Regions from separate parts of the Homo sapiens genome. Here all the other regions are linked to region 1. Evidence: chromatin loops called from intact Hi-C (ENCODE). Cell type or tissue: mammary epithelial cell. All regions are shown on one strand. Each heading gives the region's core, and the rest is flanking DNA. Links, peaks and the distances in the headings are about the cores only.

Region 1 (8,299 bases), core at 2,308-4,807:
AAAGGAGAGAGAGGAAAGTCAACATAGGCTCAACTGGGGGAGACCAAGTTTAAATGTGTGCGGAGCCATACTTAGGAGAGTGATTCTGCTATATGAACTCTTGAGAGAGAAAGGGGAAAACAGTTTTTAGGAGGTTTTGCTATGTGTTGTGAATGGCAGACCTCTTTGCTGCCTCTCTATAGACGTCACTATGGTTTAAATTGCTTTTCAATACCTTTTTGGAGGTCAGGTAGGTGTTTCTTTTATGTAGGACTCTTGCTGAGGTAGGTCACAGAGAGGCCCAGTTTTACTAGGGTTATATTTTTATAGCATCTTTTTAAAGTGCTCTTTAGTGCTGCTGTTTAACTTTATTAAATAATTCTTCTTTTGAGTTTTAAATGATGAGTAAAAAGGCTGTTAATCTTTTTCTCAGTTAACCCAGGCTCTGTTGGAATCCTGGCAATTCCAACTTGTAGACAGAACTAAAGCAAAATACCTAAGAGGAAAAAGGCAGCCTTTGAGCCTTGATCTTGGAAACCCAAATGTTCAAGATTGCAACATGAAGTATCCCAACAAAATGCATTTTGTTTTCTAGTTTCTGAACTTCCTGTGTTCTTAACTTGGAAACAGACACGCTGAGGTTTTACAGGCCATTCCCAGGGATGCATTTCAGTAAAACTTCTCCATTGTGTGTGATGAGGTATGTGAACAATTCCAGCATCAACGCCCATTAATTTCCCATGCCCTTCCCTGCAGGGCTGTTAGGTCCCAGCCCCAAGTCCCGTCACAGAGAGGGCACTGCACCTGGACCCTCTCTGCAACATTCACCACATTGCATCTTTGACATGCGTGTCTTTGTTCTGTCTGAACATGTAGCACATCCTCACCTTTTTCGGCAATTTCAAAACCTGGATGTTAGTTTCCCGTTCCTTTTCCAATTCTCTTTGTTTATAGGAAAGCATTTCTGGTTACTTTCTAGACTTTGATTACTGGCTAAAGGATGATCAGTTCTCCTGGCAAATTTGAACAGTTGTCTGTGTTTACATCTGTTCCTTATCAGGAGCACCCTGTACTAGACTGGATGTTGGCATGCTGCAGACTTCCTTCTCTTTGGCCAAGTGCCTATTTTAAAACAGTACAACCTCCAAGATTTTCCTCGAGGTCATTATCAACACCTCCCAACAGCATGAGGGCAGGAGGGTGGGAGAGATTTCTTTCTGCTGGGTTTACTTCCCCAATACATGGGAGGCTTTTTCCCCTTTCTTTGAAAATAGTTTGAAGTATCTGTATCATCGCTTTCATTGTCTTGCACCAATGCTTTGTCTTGGATTGATTTATCAGTCTCTGCCTTGTTCTTTTCATTGTCTATGCATAAGACCCTGGCAGCATAGCTGCCCTAATAATTCTCTTCTTGATATTGCCATGCTTTTCAAACATGTTGTCCCAAATGTGCTCCTAAAGGAAGGTAGGCTCAACCTCTGTGTATGTTTGTGTTGATGATTTTGCAGCTGAACAAACAAACATCTGAGGTGCTTGATGAATAGTACCAATTAAAAAGTATCTACCAACAAGGCATATTATTTAAAGACAAAATTTTGTGCATGGATGGACTATGCGGAATTTTCATAATTATTCATTTTCCAGTTATCAGTTATAGAGAACGTGTGCAATTTAGCAAGCCCCCAAGTTTGTCAAGTTTGAACACTTACCTTCAGAAGCAGTAGTGCAGAATAGAAAGTACATGGACTCCAGACCAGACAAACTTGGATCCAAATCCTGGTTCTACCATATAAGAGCTCTCAGGGCCTCATCTCTCCATTTATAAAATAGGAACTATATTTATTATGCAAGATTGCAGTTAAGATACATCCCTATATAAAAAGTGCTTGGAAAATACTAGGTACCCCCCAAATGGTAGCCACTTTAACTTTATTATTGATTTTCCTGAAAATGCCCTTAGTCTGCCTCACTCAGGTGCTCTCACTGGCATGATTAGCTATTATTCTCGTATTTCATAAACCACATTTGGCTTTAATGAAACCATACATATGTCCATCTGGAAAGTAAGTTCAAAAAATAAATATAACTCCACAAAATGATGAAATAGCCTCTTGGGAAGACCAAAACACTCACAGACTGAGGATTTTTAGGTAGGTCAGAGAAATTTTGCCTAGGAGTAAACAATCAATGCCTACTTTTTCATTAAATTCCAGGAAAACTATATCAATATGTCTAGAGTCTATATTTCTAAGCTTCCATTTTTGCAATTCCTTCACGGTAAACTTCATTGTACTCAATTTATCTCCCTAGAAAACCAATGTTGTTCTGGGATATGATTGGCCTCAAGGAACATTTCATTATCTGACTCAATTCTCAAAAGTTTTCTAAGATACTTTGTGAATGGGATTTAAATAATTTGTTTTATTTTAAAGAAAAGGATCATTTCTCAGGAAACATAGTCATTCCTGCCTCTTAGATTTAAAAAAAAGATATAAATGGGATGGGGTCTTTCAATCTGACAGTGGAGAAAACCCTTATAGAACTTGCCACTCCTAGGAATTCCCATGGGGCAAATGGTTTCATCTAAACATTGATCTGATCCCAGTGAACCAGAGAAAAATTTTTGAGCCAAAAAAGCCTTCTATAAAAATTGTAACAGAAAATTAAGTGTTTTGAGTCATAATGAGGATATCCACAAACAATTTCTGGCAATTCTGTTATTTAATAAATTTGTATCTTACAATTAATCCAAAGTATGTATAAAAAGTTACCATGCATATGAAAAAACAAGAATAACTATTTATCCAAAACTATTTTGCATGTTTAAAATAAATCTTTTGAATCAATCACTCTTTTGATGCTTTATTATGCATAGGACTAGAGTGGAGCATTATTTTAATTAATTCATCATTGTTACATCCAAGATCATTTGTTATTTTCGTAGTACCTTCTGTATTTCCACTAAGTACTTTAAACTACTTCACCACATTTTAATGACAAGTCATATGAAAGTCCCTTGACATATGGCCTCTAATATGATCTCTAGCCTAGTATTTCCAAATGATCTGAATTTTGTTACTATGAGATTTCTAATGAAAGGTAGAATTCTTTCAACTGATAGAATTAATTTTTAGACTCAAACCATCCTGTAGGCTCCCCAGGCAAAAGGTAGCTTCATCATTGGTTAGAGTAAGGAAAAAGAGATTGCTGGAGAAATGTGGGGTAAGACTGATGCTGAAGTCAGGCAGAGGTTGGGCCCTGGGTACCTGAGAAAAGCATAGCTGCGTCAAGGATCATCAACTTTGACATTTACTACCTGTTTCCTCCAGAAGGTGGTGCTTGTCAGTCACGCCTGGATGGTTGTGAGACTGGAATAGATCCTGATTCTTCATGTTTCTTAATTCTGTGAGAATCTTTCCTCGTGAAAAGAAGCCACAGAATGTAGAAGCATTACTATATCGGCAACAAAGCATGTTTTAGCACATCTACGACTTCTACATGATATGCATTGTAGGAGTTCATGGTAAAGGAATGGTTGAGGTTACAGCAGAAAATTCACAGAATCATAAAATGTTCAACTAACAAAACTTCAAAGGTCATCAGTTGTAAGAGTTCTTAACAACCCCCTACGAGGTGTGTGAATTGATTTTAGAACATCTGTAAACTTCTAGAAGTCGCCTGCAAATTTCATGTTGTATTTATCCATGAGGGTTCACAGTTTTCATTATATTCCCAAAGGTCCCCCAAAATAAATAAGATTTAGTAACATTCATTTTGCAAAGGAGGAAGCTGAGGCATGGCATGGTTAAGCAACTTGCTTATGTCTCCTTCAGAATATCAGTGGTGGTGCTGGTGATGGAGTCCTATTTTCCTGAGCAATGCTGCATCTACACAAAATTCCAACAAAATTTCTTCATTTTTGGAAATAGAAGTGTTTACAAGGTACTCTGCTAAGTTTGTTTCTGAATCATGTCCAAATAACTGTAAGTTTGGTTAAATACTCAAAGCTATTAGCATTACACTAATGATTTTGAAAATGCTTGTTTGACCAAATGTTTCCGTTTTGATTGATTATGTTGGTATTATCCAGACATATACAAATAACAGCACACTCCCATGACCATGATCCTGTAAATATTCTGGCATCTCCCCCATTAGCAATAAAATGATTCAGCACAAATATGCAGCATAAAAGGGAGAAAAATGGGAAACATGTGTCTGAGTTCTCCACGTGAAATCTGGAGTCATTAAGGGAATGATTTGTATTCTGCACCCTAAGCATGCAGTAAGTTAGCAACCATGGAATCCAGCAAAGTCAAAAGGAACAGTAAGATTGCGAGGGATATTTCCAAAGGAGAGAAAACCACAATTCTTGTTTTGAAACCAAAATAACTCAAAGGCTAAAACCAGTTTGAAAACATTTATACAAGACAAATGCAAAATCTCGTACTCTTGTGATATGATGTGGTTTCTAAAGATTTAGGGTAGGATGGTAAAAAGACAAATATGCTGAGAAAACCTACAGACTAATAATTGCTAAATAACAGTTTTTGTTTTGTTTTTTGTGTTTGTTTTGTTTTTGATTTTTCTTGTTTAAAACGGAGTTTCGCTCTGTCGCCAGGCTGGAGTGCAGTGGCACGATCTTGGCTTACTGCATCCTCCACCTCCCGGGTTCAAGCGATTTTCCTGCCTTAGCCTCCTGAGTAGCTGGGATTACAGGTGCATGGCACCACACCCAGCTAATTTTTTGTATTTTAAGTAGAGACAGGATTTTGCCATGTTGGGCAGCCTGGTCTTGAACTCCTGACCTCAGGTGATCCACCCTCCTTGGCCTCCCAAAGTGCTGGGATTACAGGTGTGAGCCACTGCACCTGGCCACAAAACAGTTAATGAAACAAACAACATCAATAGCAAAAAATGAAAAATAAAAAAAATAGCACTAAAGATCGCAAACAGGTACCATAGAATAACAATTATTATTAGCCTGGATAGGGTTCACATCCTTTCCCAACCTCTGCTTGAGCCTTTCATTTTGCCTATCACCAAGAAAGGTTAAAAGTCAATTTTTCATGAGAAAACAGAGATCAAAAAAGAAGCTAAATTTCCCATGGTGGCTGCACGAAGAGGAGCCTGGGAGTGTGGGCCTACATGATAGTACAGGCTTCATGTTATGTCAGGACATGGAGCCTCAAGATAGTAGGGGTAGATGTCAGGCATAAAATAATCCTATGGGGTAGAAGAAAGTCTCTGGGGGTGGTGGTGTTAGAAAATAGGAAAAGATGAGAAGTAGTTGGAAGCTGTTTCCTCTAAATGTTGAGGAAGAGGTGAGGGCAGAAAATGATCAAGGCTTCAAGAAAGACTTACACAAGCAAAATGACAATAGACACTATTTTCTAAAAACAATGTCCAGGTAGCTTTGGTATTCATGACATTGAAACAGCATGTGTGACCTATTTTCACAATGGGCCACTTTGCATTCAATGTGATGGGTGTACTTGTCATTGTACTTACCACAAAAGGAGGTGTTCAACACTCAGTGAACAACATCTTCATGTTGGTGATGAGGGCTGGGACTAGAAGAAGGTAATATGTGGAAGACAAAGGCTAGGTGTTCCACCCCTTAAACCTTACATCAAGGTCAATTGCAAGTTTCAGTGCTTGGTAATAGCAGGAAGTGAGTCCAATTAGTTAATCCCTTCTGTATTTGGGATGGCTGCAATCTACATTAGTCAACTTGGGAAACAAACTAGCCTTACTCTTCATGCTTGTGAAGGTGTGAAGCACAACACTGATTGTCCACACTCGGTGATTTCCACAGTCATGAGGGAATAGGCTCAATCCTGCCATATACAGGCAGAATCCTTGGTTGCTCTGTTTCCTTTTTCCTTCCAGGTCATGAAAGTTTTTGCTTTAGTAATTTGCTTAACTAAGGAAATCTTTGAATCAGAGATTACCACATGAAATCTTCAGATTGTATTTCCATGGAAATGGCTAGGAAGGAAGACCTTTATTATAGAGTAAGTATATTGGCTTGTCATTTAGTGAAAGAGGTCCCCAGTCTTTTGTGGCCAGCTGTCCAGAACATATCCTTCCCGTGGGGCATTCACACTTAATTGTTAGAAGTGGGTTTTAATTACTTGCCACTTTGCTCTAACTCCATTAAGGTCTATTGTATGGTGGACAGTGGGCATTATTTACTCACTGCTCACGAGCCAGTGGCCATAGTTAAATTTCACTTAGATTTGCTTGTGTGTGATGTGTCAGTCATGATCAATATTCTAGAACTTCTACCAAATCAGAAACCCATTTCACTGCTTGGGAATTATGTTGATAGTCATACTTCCTGGCCATCAGGTACCATATTTTTTCTTTCAAAACTTCCTGAAGATGTCCCAGTCTTGGGCAGTTTTTCTGCCTTCAACAATCCTGCCATGAAAATGCATCTGGTGAAATGCTGTTTCACAATGTGGTTTGTGAATAATTTGCCTCAGAGTACATCACTCAGTAATCTCCAGCCCAGAGTAACAGGAAACCCAGCACCCCTCCTTGAAGGGTACCCCTCCTCTCCAGTATTTCTAGGAATTCCCCTAGGATGCTTATACTTGTGCAAAGGGATGGTCCTTTTTGCTCCCAACTGCCCTGGACTGTGACTCCCACACACTGTCTTCAGGATGGGAACATCATAACCAATTCTACAGACCAGCTGTAACAGACTGGATCCCACCCCTTTCATCATGACTGTTGCTGGCAAAGCCAGAAACCTGCTGAGCATCTAAAGACCCAGACAAAAGAGATCTGCTGCTGCTATTCAAGCAGCATGTTCTGCATGTCATTCATATCTGAAGCAGGATTGCTTGAGTCTGAAACTCATATTTTAGTCACTTCCACTAGTGCAGGACTTTGGCCCTGGAGATTTTAATACTTGAAATGTCATCTAAGGGCATCTCATTCTAAGACAGCCTCTTCTACAAAAGTCTTTATATTCACAGAAACCCTTTCTGATAACATAAATAAAACTAGGTCAGGTTCTGGTATTCAGACACTCATAACATAGATCTAACTCTATTTTTTTCTTGCCATCAAGAAAATTTTATCTTTGGAGCTTTTGTTGTCCTTCCCAGCCACTGGGCATCGGCAAAGACCACCCTGACAGGTCACAGTAGCTTTGAAAATTGAGCAGAAATTTCAGATGGCCTGTGATCTTGCATACATTTGCCCAAGCTCTCTCTAACCACAATACAAGCTTGTATATCAATAGTTGTTTTCTTATCCATCCTTCCCCCCAAAATTCCCTTCACTAGATACTCCACTACTCTAAGTATAGCATAGCCATATGAACATTAGAATTAGGAAATCCTGAATTAGCATATGACCATCATTCCAGATATGTGTCATTAAGGAAGTTACTGAGCCTTTTAGACTTGAGCTTTTTTTTATCTGTACACTGAAAATAATAAAAGGGATAATAACCTTATGGGATTGTTAGTGAGATTCAAGTTAGTTAATAATGTGAAGAGTTTAGAGCTGCATTTGGCACATAGTAAGTATAGAACAAAAGGTAGCTATAACAAATGTCTGCTGTAAGTTAAAGTTGTGGTCTACTCAGGCATAAATGAGGCTCTCAGAGCTGTGGGGGGTTGCATCTGTTCTGCCTCTCTCCAGCAACATAATCTAGACCACAGTTGGCAGGTGGAGTTCTCTTATTCCTGATACCTATCTATAATAATGCTTGGCATGCTCCTTAAGTAAGGACTTTGTGAAGATAGAAACATTATTAGCTGAAAACCACTGGACCCACCTAATGGAATGAAAATTATATATAGGTTATAAGTATCAAGTGTAGAGATAACAGTGTAACTACACAGTTAACTCAGATATAATAAGACACATTAAGCATGGGGCTGTGAAATCCAGTCTTTTCTCACTAAAGAAACTGCAGAATTGGTTTTCTTTTTCTTTTGTCGAGTATTTTTATCTTTTTTTTACTTAAAGTGTTTTACTCTTTTACATTTTTTAAATTATAAAATAGATGCTCCTTGTAAAAAAAATTATTAGCCTATGATTATCGAAAAAAAGATTCTTATATAGTTAAAATTTTAAAATCTCAAAATGTGAAATTTTATAGAAGAGAAAAATAAAAGTCCCTATGACTCTTTTTCCTATTCTTTATCATCTCACTTCTGAGAAGTTGACATTGAAAATAGTTTGGTATATGGACATCTACACATATAAATATATGAACATACATACATATGAGTATACAGTGATGTGTTACTTAACAATGGGGATACTTGATACTTTTGGAGAAACAGATCATAGG
Region 2 (7,664 bases), core at 2,652-5,151, 1.0 Mb after region 1:
GGCAACAGCACAGAGTTAGGCAGTCTTTTTAAGCTGAAGAAAGAGAGATTAGAATTCAGGGATATTACAAAAGGTGGAGTTCGTGGGGCATGGTAGCACAGATGAAGGAGCTGCACAAAAAAGGAACTCTGGAGATCTGCAGTGGGGTCTGGAGGAGGCTTTGCCTAAGTACTGATCTGTGCATGCATGAGAGGAAATGACTCATGCTTGGGAAAAAAACACAAGAAAGGAGTACTCAGAAATATTCTTGCAGCTCACAGAGCGCTAGGAATTGTTCATGTTCCCACCAGCCAAGATGAAACAATAACAACAACAACAACAAAATTTTAAAAACCAAAAACGAAATATATAAGGTATCAAGTAAAAGCTTGAGAATGGTATTAGATTCCAAAGCACTATATAATTAAATGGCCAAAAACTAATGATAAAAAGAAAATCTTAAGATCAGCCATAAAAATAAGACACATTGTGACACACTGCAAACAAAGCAATAAAGAGAAGAATGACAGCAGACTTCCATCATAAACTATGCAAGCCAGATGTATTGAGAGGGGGAAATATTGTCTACCTACATTTCTTTATCAAGAAAAATATATTTCCAATGTGAAGAATGAATGTACATTTCTGGAAGAACAAAATGAAGAGAATTCATCACCAAAAGAATTCCACTCCAACAACGCTAAAGGAAGTTCTTTAGGCAGAGCTAAAATAACACCAGGTGGAAAATTAAATCTACACAAAGGATTAAAGAAAGCCAGAAATGGTAAGTTTGTAGAGGAATGTAAAAAAACAATTTTCTCATTTTACAAAATATCATCAAAATAGAATCGACTGTTTAAAGCAAAAATGAGAGCAGTGTAGTATGGGATTCACAGCAAACATGGAAGTAAAATACATGAGAACAGCAGCCATCAGGATAAAGAGATGGAAGCACCCTGTTGTGAGGTTCTTATACTGCATGTGAAGAGGTATAAGGTAGATTGGGATAAGTTTTTTCTAATGAAAATTATTTGTATTTTTTTTTACCTCAATATGTGACTTTTTAAAAAAATTTTAGTTTTGGGGTACACGTGCAGGTTTGTTACACAGGTAAATTGCATGTCACAGGGTTTGGTGTACAGATTATTTCATCATCCAGGTAATAAGCATAATACCTGATAGGCAGTTTTTGGATCTTCACTCTCCTCCCATCCTCCACCCTCAAATAGACCCTGGTGTCTGTTGTTCCCTTATCTGCGTCCATACCCAATGTTTAACTCCTACTTATAAGTGAGAACATGCAGTATTTGGTTTTCTGTTCGGGCAACAGCCTACAGCTTCATTCATGCTGCTACAAAGGACATGATCTTGTACTTTTTTATGGCTGCATAGTATTCGATGGTGTATATGTACCACATTTTCTTTATCTAGTCTACCATTGACGGGCATTTAGGTTGATTCCATGTCTTTGCTATTGTGAATACTGCTGTGATGAACATATGTGTGCATGTGTCTTTATGGTAGAATGACTTATATTCCTTTTAGTATATACCCAATAATGGAATTGCTGGACAAAATCTTAATTCTGTTTTAAGTTCTTTGAGAAATTGCCAAACTGCTTTCTACAATGGCTGAACTAATTTACATTCCCCCCAGCAGTGTATAAGTTTTCCCTTTTCTCCACAATCTCGCCAGCTAGACTGTGATAAATTAAAGTCCTTCGCTCTTCCGCTGAAAGGAAACTCCAGGTGATTTGGCATTTGATTAAAATTATTAGGCCACCATAGGTATGTCTCTGAGAATGTTCTGCGAAGAGATTAGAATTTGAGTCTTTGAACTGAGTGGGGAAGATCCACCCTCAATGTGGGCAGATACCTTTCAATTGGCTGGGGGCCCAGATGGAATAAAAGGGTGGAGAAAGGGCAAAATCTTGCTCTGTCTTCTAAAGCTAGGATAACTTCTTCCCGCTGCTCTTGAATGTTACAACTCCCCTTCTCAGCTTTTGGACTCTGGGAAACACACCAGCAACCCCCAGGCTCCCAGGTTTTTGGCCTTGGACTGAGAGTTATGCTATTGGCTTCCTTGGTTCTGAAGCCTTCACACTTTGCAGTGAGCCATGCTACCAGTTGCCCTGGTTCTCTAGCTTGCAGACGTCTATCATGGGACTTCTCAGCCTCCATAATCAACTGAGCTAATTCATATATCTTATCAGTTCTGCCTCTCTGGAGAACCATGACTAAAACACCTATTGATTACTTATAATATGCCAGAAATGTTCTAAGTAATTTATACATATTGTCATTTAATTATCATAGTTCCAAATAGATGGGCACTATTATTAAACCCATTCTACAGATGTAGTCCTAAGGCACTTGCCCAATGTAGATGTACGATGCTTTAGGAGTTCAGAAACAGGAGAAGGAGAAATTCAGGACCAGGAGGAACAATGAGGACTGTATTAGCCTAGAGAAGTTGTCATGGAAGGTATAAGACTTGAGCTAGCTCTTGCAAAGGTATATGCTAATGACTACCAGAATTGTCACACCAAATGTCACAATCTAATATTATCAAAGATCTAGTACTTCAGCAGAGTAATTTAAATCAATTCCTCAGATCTCTCAACATTTATTAAATACCTATTATGTTTTAGCCTCCGCAATCAAAGAGATAAACAAAAAATGGCTATCTATTGAAAATGTATATATGATACTCAGCATATTACTAGATGTCACTGGGGTACAGCCCCCACTTTTGAAAAGCTTGTAATCTAGTTGGTCATGTGTGTGTGTGTGTGCATGTGTGTGTATATGTACACGTGTGCAAACTAATTAAAAAGCAACTAAGACTAGGTTATAATCATGAGCTACACTGAGCAATGCTCTATGATTCAGGAAAGCAGATTTCTGTGAATTACCCAGATAGCTTCATGGAGGAGATGGCTTGGAGCTGATATTGAAAAAGCAGCCACATTTATATAAGTAAAGGAAGCAGGAAGAATTTACCAGCTGGTGATAACAAGATGAGAAGGACTTAGGTAGGGATAAGCATAGTTGGTGTGACTAAGAGTGAATAATATTAAAAGATAGCTGAAAATAAAGTCACACATGTAAAGGGGGCAAGAGGGACACAAATTGGACATTAAAATTAACTCAAATCCCAGATTGTTGTTGAGAATATAGGCTTGATAATTTTCATCCTCAAACGCTAACTAAATCTTTCTGTTTTACTTATGCAGGAGAAAGGGCAGAAATATAAGACAGAGTGCAGAGAATACTAAAAATAATAGAAAAAAATAAGGTTTCAAAGACCATCTGATATGTAAGTAATTTCCTTGGAATTCAGAAATATCAATAAAATTTAAAACAGAGAATGTTACCTGATCCAAGATTTTATTTTTAAGCCCAAATCTTCTGTAAGCAATTAACAAACAGGCATCACTGATCCCACTAAACATCATCAAACCATATAGAAAATGCGAACTTTATATCAAAGAGCAGCATGAATACTGACATCCCCATGGGCTGGTGACGTGCCTGCACTGCTCAAATGACAGGGCACTGGGCCTTCCATGCGTCCAGGGGATATTCCCACTGTAATGTGTCAGCAGATTTGCAAATGTTCTCGGTGACAGCAGCACACAGTCCAGGAATATATCCTTACCCCTGTGCTCAGCTCAGATCGCCTCAGTGCAACGTCGCTCTGCCCTGCGGGGTCCCTCTAATGGCCCCAACTGCCAATGAAACACCTTCATCATCTCTGTATCTAAAATTGGACGAAGGTATCAAGTTTGGCTGCCTGATGAGACTAATTAAGTACTTTGCAGAGATGTGAAGAAGTAATCAGTCCTAGCCAGTGAGAAAAGAAAAAGAAAATATGAAGGAAACCCCTAGAGGTGACTCTGACACAGTTCCTGTCTCTATTGATGATTCATAAGATCACAGCTGAAAGAACCTCTACCATAAATCGAGGACCTGTGTTAACAGCAGGAAACGAAACATCATCTCACAACTCTTCCCCCACTAATTCAGCACATCAACCCCGCATCCTAAAATCGTTACATTGCTGTATACTGACACCTAGTGTCCAGAGTTAGGTGAGCCCAAAGGCAACATTTTTTTCGGTCAAACTGTGGGACATGGCTCTCTCCCGCATCAGGTTTCCTGGTGTGATTCCTCCCTCTGCTTCAGGGCATCCACGTGAAAGTGTCATTAAGAATTTACTTTAGTACAGTTAAACTCCCATTTTGTGGCCTACCCTCCTCAAGTACTTTGAAACTGCAAAGTGTTCCCCAGGACGACCCTGCTTTCTGCTGAGCACACAGCGAACTCCCACCTTTCCTTCTTCTTCCTCTCCTTCAGTATCAGGATGTGGTCTTTCTTTATATAAAGTCTATATATTTTAATAGCATTATTTGCTATACCAAATATAATTGGAAAGAGAAAGCTGTACCAGAAATGCCTCAGAATTGTTCATAATAGCAACATGTAAGTGGCTTTCGAATTATTTCATTTTGGAGAGTCACCTCTTCCCTCCTTCTACTCCCACAACCACACAGTGAGACAGAGAAAGAGATGTTAATGAATAATCAAAAGTCAACAGAATAACAGCACAAAAAAAAATCAAAAATAATCCCAAGGAGTAAGTACTTAAGTGACTCTATTTTATTCTAAGCACTCTTTAGAGATAAGCCAGAGCCGTTTCTAGACAGGAAGTGTAAAAATTTTTGAAGACGTGAGCTTTCAGATAGCAATAATTTCTCTCAAGACCATTTTTAGATCTACATTACTGTCTTTGAGTCAGACTTTTTCCATACAGGCAAAATAGAAGATGTAAGCAATTAGATGAGATTGGTGAGTAGAAGATGCATGAATGTAGATAGCATTTGGTCTTGGAGTTAGATTTTCCAGTTTGCTGTGCAATACATGGGACATAGTCATACTAAAAAATTATTCATTGTCATCTCGGCCTTAGCACCATTTTCTTGAAAACCTCTGTGCCATAAGAGCCAAGTGGAGGAAGAAGCGAATGCACAGGTTGAAGCGCAAAAGAAGAAAGATGAGTCAGATGTCCAAGTAAACCACTAGCTTCTTGTACCATGGAGGCCACAGGAGCAGAAACATGGAATGCTAGACGCTGGAGATGCTGGTACAAGTTGTAGGACTGCATGCTACTGTCCAGAGCTTATCTCATGATCTAGAACTTCATCGCCCTCTGATCGCCAATCACCTCTAAGACCCATGTTGCTCATAACCAAAACTGCCCATTTTGGTCCTTTGCCCTAGACCTGTGACATTCTGGACTATTTATGTGTTTACTTGTGGCCGAGTGTAACAACCATACAATAAATCATCTCTTCCGCTGTCTTAGCTGAAGAATTAAAAAGAAATCATTGTTTACATGAAATCAAACTTTATATCAAACTTACCTGGCTGTCCAGTATTTTATCAGGCAACGCTATTTGGGGTGGGGAAAAAAAAAATACCTAACTAGGAAAAGTAACTAGGCTCCTAGTGAAACCTGAGTCATTTTTATGGAAATGGGTGCTATAGTGGGGTTCCAAAGATCAAATATAAAAGTGAAAGCCCAATGCCATAAGCATTCAAGTACTACCTTGCATTTATTTAATGCTTCATAATTGGTAGAGCATTTCATATTTATTATATTATCTGGATCCTCCTCTTGACAACCCTTATGTGGGTATTTTTATGCACACTAAAAGACTCAGAGATGTTAAGGAATTGTCATTGTAATCTGCACGAGGCTATAAGGAAAAGACAGAATTCGAATCCAAGTCTCCCAGTATGGTGCAGTGTCTACAAATACAGAAAAAGTTCCTTTGAATACTGCACAAGACTTTTAATCCCTGAGCTACACATGAAAATTAAGTACCTGAAAAACCCAGTAACATCAGGACATAATGCCAAGAAAATGAAAAGATATTCTTAGAAAGAGTCATTGACCTGCCTTACATACTTTCAAACTGTAGAGTCCAGTTTGGTTTTAAAACCACAAAAGCATTCACTTTATTTTCCCAAGTATAGTAAGACATTATTCTGACATGGACTTACTCACATGTACCCAAAATCTCTAAATCTCCAACCACTACTCTCTGTAAACTATTTATATGTCTAGAGATCTTTGATAAAATCACAGGATAATTCAAATCTGTTTAACTTAGAGCTCATGTTCCCTAGATCTTTACATTTCAAATTTAGAAAATGTTCTTGTAATAATTCTTTTCACTATTAACCATCAAGGTCATTTTTAAATTGTAGAGTACTGACAGCTGGTGTTCATAGTGTATATTGCACTTCTCCCCTGAACTGTTTTTATTTCTTACCTGTGATCTTCAAATTGCAGTGTTTATAAAAATTCCCTGAGGAGCTTGTTAAAACATAGATTCCTAAGTCTCCACTCTTACAGATTCTGATTCTATATATCTGGGGCTATGTACATTGCAAGCACCACTGCTACCATCCCTTTTCCCACCTCCTGGCCAATCCTATTCAAGAGTCTGGGGCAGGGCTTTTCAAACATTATTGAGCATATGAGTCACTAGCAACCTTGTTAAAATACATATTCTGGGACAGTAGTTTGGGGATAGGGCCAGAGATCTTGCATATCTAACAAGCTCTGGGTTGCTTTATACCCCGATTTTAAACCTAGGCATTTCCAGTTCTTATGTAGCTAGATCACCACAGACCAAATCCTCTGAGTTTACAAAATGCAACTTATAGGTGCTTCTTGCTCAGTGACTAAAGAGATTTTGCTTAAATCTTCTCCTTAACCCTGTTCTCGACTCTGTCCACATGCTTGGGGCCTAAAGGATAGCCATAGTCACCTCAAGAAGTAGCTAGGAACAAAGAAGGCCATTATCCTGGTGGGAGTCCCACTAAAACCTTTGCCTGCTTTTCTCTAAACCAAATCATTTCCTGATACAAAGGAGACAGAAAGGCCCAGGGCAATATCACTCCCTATAAATCACAGTCAAACTAAGAACCAAAATATTAAATCAAGGGCTTCTTTTCTATTGTATCTCAGAGGCATGTAACATTCACTCTCCATAACATTTCTCTATGCCATTCACGCATTTCACCTAACAACAGATGGCTAGAATATACAGGATAGCCTTGGCTTTTCTGGAAATGGCCAGAGCATATGCCTGTCTTCATATACTAAATACTGAAGAACGCTTGCAGCAACCATGCAGGCAACTTCAAAAATGCATTCTCAACAGTTGAGTTGTATAACCAGGTCTAGCATGTTCACATACTTTTACTTATTTTTTTTATTCTTATTACCTTTTCTTTTACATGTTATTTTCTTACCACCAGGTAATAATGCTATAGAATCTTTTCTTAAAATAACACAGAATATTGTCTCCAAACTTCAAATGTGCTTTTAGATATGCTTAGTTGAGTGGGAAATATTCCCTGTTGTCTCTTTCGGTTTTATAATACTATTGTCTTTACAGAAAAAGCAGACTGCAATCCAGTATTCTTTCCAGGTTGAGCATTTAGTGATAACTATATATGCCTTAGTTTGCTTAAGTATGCATCCTTTGTTATTCAGATCTAGTGTTTTCTAGAATAAAAAGGAGACCATATGTTAATCAGAAAGCATTAATACAGGCAGCTGTAAGGGTGAGATGAGAAAGGAAACCCCAAGGATTACATATTAGCCTC
Region 3 (7,664 bases), core at 2,652-5,151, 420 kb after region 1:
TTGGATATATGTCCTCTAATCTATTTAGAAGGGACTCGTCCCTTTGCTTAAGGCCTGGTGGGATTTCCTCTGGGTGAAGTTTAATGGGAGTAGTCTATGAGAAGCTTGTGAGTTTTCATCAGCAACCATCTGGCCCAGAAAGTCTATAAAAACTATATGTCTTCCTTTTGCTGAGATACTTACCTGAGTGTCCCTACAGAAGACCAATTATGGGTTGTAGGCAAAATCTGTCTTTGTACCCTCCCATCACCAAATAAATTATTCCATGTCTGATCCTCACGGCTACTTGAACTGATTCCCACTTTCTCGAAAAGACTGAAAGAAAGCAATAAAGGGAATGCTTAAATTTTTTGAGCACTGTATTTGATAAGGAAAAAAAGATGTAGGAAATCATTTGACCCACTTCCATCTCTCCTTACTCTTGTGAAATTTTATGTCTCTAAGATGTAAAGAAGATAAATGGTCAATCTCTAATAAAGGAAGCATTCCTAATTTTCCAAGAACTATTCTGTTTGTGTTGTTTCCTCTAGTGCATTGTTAAAGTTTTCCTCCACTGCTTTTCCAGTTAATGATTTTGAGGACAATATCCCTTCCATTGATCTCTAGTTTGATAGACAGCAGAATGAAGTTGTGTCTTCTCACTATTGCCTCTTGAACAGAGAGAAGGAAAAGGGAAAAAAAAATTCCATCTTCAATGAAGACAGGAAATGGCTATGACCACATACCACAAAATTATTAGAATAACTTGCCAAGTCTTGCGAGACAATACCAAGGACAGACGCACATTCTGTAGAATTCTGGCAATGTTTCAGCAACAGCAGACATTGCTGTTTGTCTAATGGAAAATGGAAAACTAGTTTTTTGCCCATTCCCTCCTCAGGCTTTATTCTTCGTCGGCAGAGCCTTGGTTTTTGTGAGTATGAGGTGGTCACAAACTTCAGAGACTAATTATGATTAGTTGTAGCCCCCGATCATGATTTGTCCTGGTTTGAGAATGAGAAGTGACACAATTCTGGAAAATGTATGCAACAGTGTGCTTCTGGGAAACATTTTCTCATTTTAAAAAGGGACACAGGGGCCAGGCACGGTGGCTCACGCCTATAATCTCAGCACTTTTGGAAGCTGAGGCAAGTGGATCACCTGAGGTCAGGAGTTTGAGGCCCGCCTGGCCAGCATGGTGAAACCCCATCTCTACTAAAATTAGCCAGGCGTGGTGGTGTGTGCCTGTAGTCCCAGCTACTCAGGAAGCTGAGGCAGGAGAATTGCTTGAACTCGGGAGGCAGAGATTGCAGTGAGCCGAGATTGCACCACTGCACTCCAGCCTGGGTGACAGAATGAGACTCCATCTCAAAAAAAAAGGGACACAAATAAGGTTAAGCCTCTTTAGGGCCTCTGAATAGCATTATCTGCATGTAAGGCTTGGAAATATGGCACCTGGGACCGCAAAGGGAGCCAGCCTAAGGGGAAAGTGAGTGTGCCCATTTTGGCAGTCAGAAAAGATGCAGAGGATTTGAGTGTTTCATAAGGTCTCTGTTCCACTGAATAATCACCCTGAAAATGCTTTTCTCATCATTCTTCAACATGCAAGATAATGCATGTCCTAGTGGTTTCAGCCTTCTTACTCATAGTGAAAATCATCCTAATATAGCAGGGTCCTCAAACAGTAGGGCTATCTCTGATGGATCCAACACTCCTTTACTATTATAATGACAAAATCTAGGGGTGAAGATTATCTGTGGAAGCACCCTTTAACCCTGGTTCTTAAAACATAATGGAGACATTGTGGGAAAGGGTTGGCTATACATCTATTTGAGCATTAATAGATAATAATCTATTCAGATGTAGTATTAACAATAAGCAAATGTAGGAGTCATTTAGATCACAAGAGAAATATTTAAAAATGTTGAGAATTTCAAAATAACAATATAATTAACATACTCTTGAAGGTGAAATGTGATAGAAATATAACTAGGTTAAATTTCTGATTTTTCACACTGGAAGTTGATTGATACTGTTTAAAGTAGGCAAATCAAGCAGCAAATGTTTAAATGTATTATTTGAAGATACATACGTATATGTATATATATGTATTATTTTAAGAGATCTGTAAGAAAAATTTAAATTGAGAACATAATAACCAAAATCAAGAGATGAAGTAGAGAAGAAAAGTGGGAGAAAATACGAATGTTCCAGTTCATTCACTGTTTAAAAGGGACAATTCATATACACTCTGTAAAAATGAAAGAAATAAGAAGCATTATTGTTACAATTTGTAAACATCAACACTACAGGATCTAAAAACAGAGAATGTACTCTCCAAGCTACTGGTTGGGAAACATAACCAAAACAAAACATGGAGACAGATCATATATAAAAATTAGACAATTTACAAAGCAGCAATGACAAATCATATAAGAACTAAGAACAAGCCTATCTGTCATGTCAGTAAATGTAAATAAGATGAACTCAAGTTTTAAAAGAAAGAGACTCTCAGATTGGGAGGAAAGCCTCAAGACCTGAGGGGGTTAATGAGGTGCTGACAAGGTATAAGTGGGGAGAGTAACCCATCTGTCCCCAGTTTTAAGCTGCACTTGTTTTTTTTTTTTCCCAAGTAGCGCTGCTTGTGTTTAGAATTTCACGAAGTCTTTTATGAAAACATTTTTCTTCGGCTTAAGGCTCTGAACCTTTCTGTTGATAATAAAATTCTATTTCAAGCTGGATTAGAGAGCTGCTATGCCATCCTCTCTACTGCTTTGACATTTCCAATCTTTCTCCTGGTGAATACAAACATTCCTTTCCTTTTCTTGCACCCTCAAAGAAGAGTTTCTGTACTCATCAAGTCAGAAGCTATCAACTACCTACCCTATTCAAGAACGTTAAGACCTCGTTTTTAACATTGGTCAGTTGAGATACCCTGTGATTCTAGTATCACAAGAATTCTTCCACATTAATTGAACAACCATTTGCTATCATGAACCAATTGCTGGCATTGCAAAGCTAAAGAAGTCTCAACACCACAGGCTGCATGTTATAGGCTATGAGCTTTATGATTAGGTTCAGAAAATAACAAATATATGCCATCAATATGGAAATGAATGCCACTGCAGTCAGATGGACACATCAGCTTCCATGTTTCAACAGACTTGAGTGGGTGAGTTCGTTAAAATAGCACATGCTTCTAAAGAGTAAATCAGGTTGACTGACTACAAAAAATCTTTAAAACCTCAGTGTGTATATTTTTAAACTGTTACATCATGGATAGGCAGGTCAAACTCCATTGCTGTTTAAAAGAGCAGTTTTCCACCTCAGTGGAAAAGACACCTGGATGATGCAAATAGGTATGGGGTATGTTGCAATTTGTTAGCTATGACAGTTAGTGTGTGAAAGTTTGAGAATGATTTACTGAAAAAAAACAACAAATTCAAGGTTATCTACATAACATCACACTCGTGAGTATTTTGATATGCATTATTGAGCTTGAAATAAAGGGATTTAAGTATAATTACTCCTCAGAGAATCCCAAATAAATCTGTGTATACCCACGGGAATATGTATAAACCATTGGCTTAAATGCTGATGGTTGAAGAACAACCTAAAAGAAGAACTTGCAAAGGTGCTGAAAATAAATAGTATAGGGAGATTAGAAAAATAAACTGAGAGCCTGCCCCCAAAATGCTTGTATTTCCCTAGCAAGTCTAAAGTAGCTACGATTTTTTTTTTGAAAGAAAATAAACACCTGGGAAAACCACCAAGAACAATGTGTAAATCCCCTTCCTTTGTTTGTCCAAGGAACTACACTGAGCCACCCGAAGAAGCATAAAATCTGTGGAATTTTTGTTCCCTAGGAGGTGGAATACAAAACCCTGAATAAGCTAGGATTGCCGTCTTTCATAACCAACTATAATTTTATTGATTTCCACGTGTTATCCAAGTCTTATTAAGAGAGATGAGAAGTCTGCCAAAGCAAATAGAAAGATGCACATACTGCCATCTGAGTTTTATGTTACGTGGGCTACACCTATTGATGGAATTTAAAATTGGAGGTTGCCAAGAAGCCAGAAGGAAAGTGCAGGGTGATTTATGTTCTCAAAACACAGATAATACTCTATATTAAAAATTTCTACTTTTTTCCATGGAACTGCGTTCATCTTTTGGTAATAATATACAATACATTTTTCAATGCAAAATAATGATTTTTATCATTGAAGATCATTATCTATCAATTATCATTGTAGATGGCTAAATGTGGTCAGTCCTTGACTTATGCTTTTCTTCCCCCATAAATTCCAGTGAAATAGTTTAGATTTTATTAAAGTTACCTTTCAGGATTTATATAGAAAATAGTCAAGACTTTTTTAAAAAGCTACAATTATTTAACATTTCATTGAAAAAATCAAAATTTCAACAGACAATAAAGTGGAATCATTTATTTTTGCATATCCTTTGATATTTCCTGAAGATTAAGGGTCTATATTTATAGGAATCCTCTATAAACCAGTCTTAACTAATGATTACTCAGCTTCTGTCATGCTAGTTCTGTCTACTCCTTTTACTCACGTATTTGCTATATAGTAGAAATCATATTTTCATATAAAGGATCTTAGATACTTTAAATCATGGATCTTGATTCTCTTTGACATTTTCTTTCTTAGTCTAAATATTTAGAGGTCCTAAAAGGTCCTCTATTTTTGAAAATGTGGACACTGTTTCACCTTTCAGTTTTAGGGATGTTTTATTTCTGGATCATGGTGATTGCCTTTTTTTTTTTTTTCTAAAAGAGATGAAAAACAATTTCAAGATTGAATGCTTAAATTTAGCTCAGTTTCTATAATTAAAAGTGATAAAGGAATTATAGAATCTCACCAATATTTTGCTGAGGAATAAGACAAAGAGATTCAACCAAAAATGATTAAAAGTAGTGATTGGCAAAAACAAATAAATCACGTTTATATTTGTTTCGCTTGGGACTGAACTCGTAGTAGTTAACAGATATCCCTATAAATAAGGGCTTAAACTCAAAGGTATTGTTTGGCTTAAGAGGTAAAACGTTGTTAAGGATTGTGTTAGTTCACTTTTACACTGCTATAAAGGAATACCCAAGGCTGGGTAATTTGTAAAGGAAAGAGGTTTAATTGACTCACAGTTCCACATGGCTGGGGAGGCCTCAGGAAACTTACAATCAAGGCAGAAGGGGAAGCATGCACCTTCTTCACAAAGCAGCAGGAGAGAGAAAGAGTGTATATAGGAGGAAATGTCAAACACTTACAAAACCATCAGATCTCATGAGAACTCACTTACTATCATGAAAACAGCATGGGGAAAACTGCCCCCTTGATTCAATCACCCTCCACCAGGTCTCTCCCTCAACACTTGAGGATTACAATTCAAGATGAGATTTGGGTGGGAACGCAAAGCCTAACCATATCAAGGATAAGTATTGCAGGGCTGGTATGACACCTCAAAACTGTGATTAAAGACACAGACTTCTAGTGTCTTCCTGCTCTGCCTTCCACAACTTGTAGGTTTTGATTCTGTGGCTGAAAGGCTTTTTGCACGTCTAAGGTACAGAATCTATCCTCCAGGAAGGAAGAAGGGCACAGTACAAAAGGCAAAAGATCAAATGGAACATGGCTGGAAGACTCCCTTTGCAAAACTTCCCCAGAGGTCCTGCTGATGGACTTCTGCTCATACCTCATTGGCCAGAACTGGGTCACATGACCATGTCAAGTATAAGCAATCTGAGAAACTGAATCCATCCCTTTAACTTAGCACAATGGTGTGGTGCTCTAAGGTTCTCTTGGTAAGGAGGGAAGGGAATGATAATCAACAGTACCTGCCACAATACCTACAGCATTGAAAGCCTTCAATAAGCTGGTAACATACATGCATACATACATGAATCAAAACACAAATATTGCTAATTTTATTTGTATATTTCATTGAAAGGTGCTGTTTTCACCATCCATCCATTTATATAATATTTAAAATATCAGTAATAATTACATGTATTTTTAAAACTTATAAGCAAACATATAGTTACTTATTTCATATTTTTGTGTTGATAGCCTACACGAGGATTTTGTTTTAAAATATTAAATGAAATACTTCAATATAAGTATCAATCAAGTGAAAGGGAAAAATAATGGATGAGTTATTCTTAATTTCCATATCCTTTTATGAAGTTGTACAAAAGTGTGGAAAACAAGAGCATCAGCTGATTCAATTAAACCTAAATAATAATAATGGCCACTATTGATTGAGTCCTGTATGTGACAGAAACTTTAGATATTTTAATTAACTTACCCTCACAGCCCTTTAAAGAGTCAAGATTTTTCACTCCATATTCTAGATGAGGAACTTGCGGCAGAGAATGATTAAGTCAGTTGTCTAAAGTTATACAATTAAATAGCAGAGCTAGGATTTAAACTCAGGCTTTTTGGACACAGAGACCACACTTAACCACTATGCCACAATGATTAAATCCAAAATGTTATAGCGTTTATTTACCAACTCTTTGCATGCTTTGTGACAAATAAGTGTATATTAGTAGAGACTAAAATAAATAATTTTTAAAGTGTGTAAGGATCCAGCCTTCCATTTCCAGGGCATATTTGTTTTATCCGGGTTGTCAAAGTAGCATCTAAGATAGACAGAACATTGTCTGAAGAATAAAATGAAATTTAAACAGGATGAATATTATATTCCTGCATTTATGTTCAAATATCATGGCAGAAATATATGGAAAAAAGTCTGATACAATGCATTTATAAAATACTTCTAGTATTTGCCTAAAATAACATACATGCAAGTGCTTTCAATATTTCAGTTGCTATATAAGTGATATATATTTTTAATAAACTTCAATCACTGTAAATCTAACAGGCTCATGCTTACCATGTAGATGGGAAGAGAGAAAATGATGAGGTTGTTTTAGCAAGAAAAATAGAGACTCCATAAATTTGTTGAGAAACTACTTTGTTCCAGACACTTGCTGGGAATGCAAAGATCACAAGACGCAATCTCTGTCTTTAAAGTATGCAGAGATTAATGGGACAGAAACAATTAACAGATAATTTCAAAAGCCTAAGAACTGTGATCAAGATAATCACAGTCTTATGGGGTCACAGATAAGCCTGTACGCCAAACTGAGGGAAGTAGAGACAGTTTTATGACTGTCCAATGGTTTATTTCACATTTTGAACACTGGGTTAGAGTCAGGCAGAGGAGGGGGAGGTGGATGGGTGCTCCAGGGACAGACGGCATTAAGCAAGGCCTGTGGAGATGTCGTAGCAGTTCCAAGTTGATTGACAATAATGGAGGGGAATGGGGTGACGAGGGCACAGGAAGTAAAGGAAGAGCCTCGTCAAAGTGCTTAATGCTTTATACTGTTGGGGATAATAAACTACAAGAAGGTTTTAATCCAGAAAAGGTCATTGTTAAATTTTTGTTAAGTGTTTACCAGGCAAGTCACTTTGCTATTTGGAGCCTCAGTTTTCTTATGTATAAAACAAGAAAAATTATAATTCTTATTTTTAAACATTCTTATTCTTTTAAAAATAAGAATTAAAGAATTCTGCCATCTACAGCTTTGGGGTTTTGATTCTTGGCTGGGAGGCTTTTGCATGTCTACAAAATGTCTTATTTTTAAAAGAAAAAATTTTGGG

Evidence for each region. A loop is a pair of places that touch in the nucleus more often than their neighbours do. Peaks named below come from ENCODE experiments on the same cell type or tissue, not always from the same donor. Only the 100,000 strongest peaks of a DNase experiment are listed, where the experiment ranks them.
Region 2: a loop joins it to region 1, with 9 times the contacts of the local background. A loop is called at or near these places in 45 of 110 quality-filtered maps.
Region 3: a loop joins it to region 1, with 7 times the contacts of the local background. A loop is called at or near these places in 3 of 110 quality-filtered maps.

Annotation. Positions count from the first base shown.
Region 1 is chr2:150,605,898-150,614,196 of GRCh38, reverse strand. No RefSeq gene overlaps it. Among named protein-coding and RNA genes, the nearest start is that of LINC02612, 19 kb to the left of the region's middle. In mammary epithelial cell, for the core only: a CTCF peak has its summit at 3,312 (motif pointing right); a DNase peak (open chromatin) is centred at 3,316.
Region 2 is chr2:149,594,124-149,601,787 of GRCh38, reverse strand. All of the region lies in intron 1 of MMADHC-DT (MMADHC divergent transcript), which reads right to left. Among named protein-coding and RNA genes, the nearest start is that of MMADHC, 10 kb to the right of the region's middle. In mammary epithelial cell, for the core only: a CTCF peak has its summit at 4,066 (motif pointing left); a DNase peak (open chromatin) is centred at 3,987; H3K27ac peaks cover 550 bases.
Region 3 is chr2:150,184,629-150,192,292 of GRCh38, reverse strand. All of the region lies in intron 1 of LINC01818 (long intergenic non-protein coding RNA 1818), which reads right to left. Among named protein-coding and RNA genes, the nearest start is that of LINC01818, 19 kb to the right of the region's middle. In mammary epithelial cell, for the core only: a CTCF peak has its summit at 4,013; no DNase peak of the experiment used is centred there; H3K27ac peaks cover 474 bases.